Linked DNA regions of Homo sapiens: region 2 is linked to region 1. Evidence: chromatin loops called from intact Hi-C (ENCODE). Cell type or tissue: K562. All regions are shown on one strand. Region 1 has its middle 28 kb from the start of DTNBP1. Region 2 overlaps GMPR (guanosine monophosphate reductase).

Region 1 (2,500 bases):
ATATACCTAGGAGTGGAGTTGCTGGGTCATATGGTAATTCTATATTTAACTTTTTAAGGAACTGCCAAAGTGATTTCCACAGAGGTTGCATCATTTCATATTCCCACTAACAATGCACGAGGGTTTCAGTTTCTCTATGTCCTCACCAAACATCATTAAATATATTATTGAGAAGTTTTTCTGGAACTGTAATACAGAATTTATGAAAATCTAAATTTACAGAACGGTTTGGAGGGCATTTTGGCACATGGCTTGGCATTTTTAAGTTGTTAACAGTGTGAAGTATTCGGTGCTTCCCTGCAGTCAGAGCCCCTGGTTATTCTGGGAGCCACATGGCACTTGACCTCACAGTTAGTTTTAAGGCTCTGTTCCCTTGCTCGTTCCATGGTGTAGAACATTCCCATTTCTCATAGACCTTTATTTCTCAATTTTCTTTCTGCAGAGCACAAAGCCTTCCTCTGTATCCCCCACCCAGTAACTCCTCCCAATCCCCCAGTCTTATTAATATCCCAGCCCGTAGGAAAAACCGTCAAAGGAGATAACACCTGCCCACACATCCCCCATTGCACTCTGATAATATCTAATGAGACTTTCCAAGGCTCACCTTCAGCATGACAAACACCAATTCTCCCTGCTGGATTCCTGCTGTACCTGTCCCCAGTCCAACAACTTCCTGTTAGGAAAACCTGGCAGTTTTTCAATTAAGCAGATTGCACATGTCTTTCCAGAAATCTCAGGATCCTGGTGTGGTGAAAAGGACAGAATATCTGGGCTCTAGGCCCCATCTGTCACCCATGACCTTTGTTCTTTTCAGCATTTCCTACTGAATTTCTGCCAACTGCAAAGTGCTGTATTATACAGTGGACAGATCACTGGTCCTGCCTAGGTCTCAAATCTAGGAGAGGAAACACCTTGTCTTTCCTGGATCTGAATGATCCTGGACATCTATTCCACCTGAAAGTAATTCTTTGCTTCTGAATTGGAAAGACTGTCTCGATGGGAGGGAACAGTGATACTATTTCTTGGTACTATAAATGGTACTATTTCTTGTTTTATCGAGTCTAGAAGTAGGCGTGTAACAAATGAGTAAACGTTCCCAAAATATTTGGGAGAGGACATGAGACATGGAAAGAAAATTGAGACTTGCCGTCACTTTCACAAAGCCCCCCAAATTCAGCAGAACAAAAATCTCAGAAGGAAAGGCAATCCTCGAACTTAAATGCATTTTTACTTTGTGTATTAGCCTTATTTTTCCAATTTCTAGGGAACCACTGGCTTAGAGAAGAGAATCCAAAGAAGCAGAAACCCAATCTTCCGCTGACGTCTCAACAATGTGCCATCTGAACGATTTCTCATTTCTCTGTCTCCCTAGTTTCTTTTTCAGTTAACTCAAAAGTTTTCACTGGCCCATTTGAGCATTTTCGAAGTGTAACTAACGTCTACAGCCACTAGAGGGCAGACCGCAGCCTGAGGTCCGGTCCTGAGGCTGCAGAACCATCACCTCATTTCATTTTCCCTGCGTGCCTCCAGACGGCGCTGCAGCTCGTGTCAATCTTGCCAGCTCCGACGCTCCTGGCGCTGAGCTCCTCACTGGAGAGGGTAGGGAGAGTCTACCGTATCTGAGAGGCAACTGAGGAAGGGGCACCCTTCCTGGAGACGCTGCCCTGCATCAGAATCCCAGGAGGAGCTTTCCTCTTTGTATTTAAATTCTGTAACTGGAATTCATCATTGGCATAAAAAATATTTATAAAGTTCTTCGGCAGCGTCGTAGGCTACTAAGCGTGGAATAAACAGACGCTGCCCCGTCAGGGTTGAGTGACCCATCAAAACTCCTGAGGAACTTTCTCCTGTCAGTTTCTTCAGGGACAGCAGGACGACATTCTCCTTTCCCTCCCTCTAAAAACACAGGCAGGATATCATCTTTGGAGTCTTAGCATTCTCACACATCATGTTCTCAGTTCATCCAGAACCTTGAGAGGGAGGTATTCTATTTCTCCCAGTTTCATTTTTATTTTAAAACTCAATCTCGGGTTTCAGAAATCTGTTTTAACGATTTTAAACTTTTCTTTTCTTTTCTTTTTGAGACGGAGTCTTGCTCTGTTGCCAGGCTGGAGTGCACTGGCGCGATCTCCGATCACTGCAACTTCTGCCTCCCGGGTTCAAGCGATTCTGTTGCCTCAGCTTCCCCAGTAGCTGGGACTACAGGCGCCCGCCACCACGCCTGGCCAATTTTGTGTATTTTTAGTAGAGATGGGGTTTCACCGCATTAGCCAGGATGGTCTCGATTTCCTGACGTCGTGATCTGCCCTCCTCGGCCTCCCAAAGTGTTGAGATTACAGGCGTGAGCCACCGAGCCCGGCCCGATTTTAAACTTTTCAAAGCAAAGTTGATGTTAAAAACATGAAATACCACGAAAGAGCTTGTCATGAGAAGGAACGTTCCCAGTCTATTCCTTCCCACACGCCACCCCTGGTTCTCCAGCTAAAGGCGACCTTTAGGA
Region 2 (2,500 bases), 590 kb after region 1:
CTCAGAGGTTCAAGTGATTCTTCTGCCTCAGCCTCCTGAGTAACTGGGATTACAGGCATGCACCACCATGCCCAGCTAATTTTTTGTACTTTTAGTGGAGACGGGGTTTCACCATGTTGGCCAGGCTGGTCTCGAACTCCTGGCCTCAGGTGATCCACCCGCCTTGGCCTCCCAACGTGCTGGGATTCCAGGTGTGAGCCACCACACCCGGCCCTCTCAAAGCTTTTCTAGATGTGGTCTCGAACATTTACTACACTTGTTTTCTTCTTGCACATCTCTGTGTCTGCATTCTATTTCCCCAGAAGCTGTATTGTCCTTCTGCTCTCACTGTATCTCCCCACCCCTCTGGCTGTCTGTGTAGGACAGATGTGACTAAAGAGAATAAGGGGCTTTCTCTGAGCCCAATGCATGGGAGCTACTTCTTTAAATTGTTTGGAGACCATATTTAAGTCTCACACATTCTTTATGGTAAAAACATTGCATATTACATATCTAAATGATAGCATTATTGGATGTCTATTGATTGATAGATTTCATTCATTATTGAGCAACTCCTGGGAACTGGGAAAAAGCATCAGAAACGGATTCCCTGCCCCTCTAGTCAAGAGAAAGTATGCACCAACTTCTTCTTTCACCTAGGTGTTAATCAGAACCGCCTGTGTGTTATTTGAAGCTTCTTCCTTGGCTGTTTCCAAGAAAGGCAATTGGTCTACCCTTTATAGAGCCCTCACTACTATCAGAACCCCAGGCCTACTGCAGCTGAGGCCCCCACCCCCGGATCTAGCAATTCAATGGGAGAGGAGGAGAAAAGCTGAGGCTGAACCGGGGGTTAAACCTTTTATTCTGCCGTGCACAACGTCTGGTTGCAGGGCGGGGGGAAGGCGCCTTCGTGGGAATGAGACTTCTTGGCTCCAGGACTGTGAGTGACACATAGCAGGACACAGGGAGCTACAGGACTTCTGTGGACTCTGCCCCACAGCTGATGCAGGAGAGGGGCTTGCCCTGTCTCTCCTGGTTTCTCTGCTAAATCCAGGCCTGGGGACACAGACATACTTCTCTGTCTGATCTTGTCCCTAAAGACCCCTGGCAGAAATTAGCATCCTACAAGGTGGTGCCGGCCAGGAGCCGGAGATTAGGCTGCGCCTCAAAGCATCCCACCCCCGGGTCTGGTGGGAGGGAGGAGTTCACTTCCACCTTTACCCTGTCCCCAGAGCGCCCTCTCGTGCACACCACAAGACCTCCGGGAGGGGCTGAGTGAGTGGCAGTGGAGACAGGGATGTGGGTGACTCATTCATTCTTGAGTCCACACATTCTTTCAGTGACTATTTATAGTGCCTTATTGTATATGAGGCTCTGTTCTCAGCACCTGATAACAACAGCGAATGTCCACGGAGCCGACCACCCAGTACAGAAGACAGACCCTTAACATTCTCACACAGATCCTGATTGAAATGCCTCTTTTTGAAACTGTGATGAACAACTCCCCTGGGGCAGTGACATTTAAGAAGAAGCTGGAAAGATGAGAAGGGTTTGGCTAGGCGGGCTGGTACAGAGGGGAGTGTCCAAGAGAGAGAACATTGTGTACAGAGTCCCTAAGGTGGGAAGAAACTTGCCCCATTGGAGAAGCAGTGGGGAGGGAGGGGAGCAGGTGGAGCTTGATTCTGCTGATCTGGGTAAAGTGGGGTGCTGTGGCGGCACCGGGAAGCTTGAATAAGGGGAGGTATGATAAAGAGGTCAGAGTGCGACTTGGCCTGGACCTAACTGGGAGAACAACCAGGACTGGGGCTGACCGTGGGACAGGCAGGCAGGAGGGTGCTGGTGTGAGCCCTGGCCTGGAAGTGAACCTCGGGCTAGGCTGCAAGGGACTTGAGGTGGGGCAGCCAGGAGGGAGATGGACAAACAGCTGGGCCCTGTGGAGCACAGAGCTGAGTGAGAGCAGGTGAGGGTATGGAGGGTGTCGTGCTGCAGGCCAGGCCCTGGGCCAAGCGGTATCCCTCCCTGTGCCATTTGTTCTCTGCCACAACCCCAGGAGGTTGTGTTTCTCTTTGGATTTTACAGGCCGGGCAGTGAGGCTTAAGAGAGGTGAGTCATTTGACAAAGGTTGAAGGTAAAGAAGCTACGAGCCAGTGGGAGGATTCTGAGAGGTCCTTTAAAGCAGAGTGTAGATTTGTAGAAAGGTGGAAAGGAGTGGGTGTTTAAGTGTGGAAAGGTCAGTGCCTGGCTATTGCATGGGAGCCAGTGCCACAGGGAGGAGTGGCAGTGACAGGTGCATGGTAGAGGGGAAGGCGATGTCTGGGACATCAGCCAGTGACAGTGATGAGGACCGGAGGGGGTGCATGACCAGGTGGTGTGGTTTACAGTGACCTCCATCGTGCAGATGGGGCAGCCTGTTCCCCACATCTCCTCTGCCACAGAGGTTCACCCTGGTCCCTAAAGCAGGGCTGCAAAGGTAAGGGGGACGCATTTCATGTCACAGTCTTCTCATGTATAACCATCTATT

The links. Peaks named below come from ENCODE experiments on the same cell type or tissue, not always from the same donor. Only the 100,000 strongest peaks of a DNase experiment are listed, where the experiment ranks them.
Region 2: it touches region 1 in a loop (2.7-fold over the local background); 7 of 110 quality-filtered maps call a loop at or near these places.

The regions. Positions count from the first base shown.
Region 1 is chr6:15,689,955-15,692,454 of GRCh38, forward strand. No RefSeq gene overlaps it. Among named protein-coding and RNA genes, the nearest start is that of DTNBP1, 28 kb to the left of the region's middle. In K562, a CTCF peak has its summit at 1,489 (motif pointing right); a DNase peak (open chromatin) is centred at 1,487.
Region 2 is chr6:16,276,258-16,278,757 of GRCh38, forward strand. All of the region lies in intron 5 of GMPR (guanosine monophosphate reductase), which reads left to right. Among named protein-coding and RNA genes, the nearest start is that of GMPR, 39 kb to the left of the region's middle. RefSeq lists an enhancer at 1,061-1,355. In K562, a CTCF peak has its summit at 1,227 (motif pointing left); DNase peaks (open chromatin) are centred at 764 and 1,224.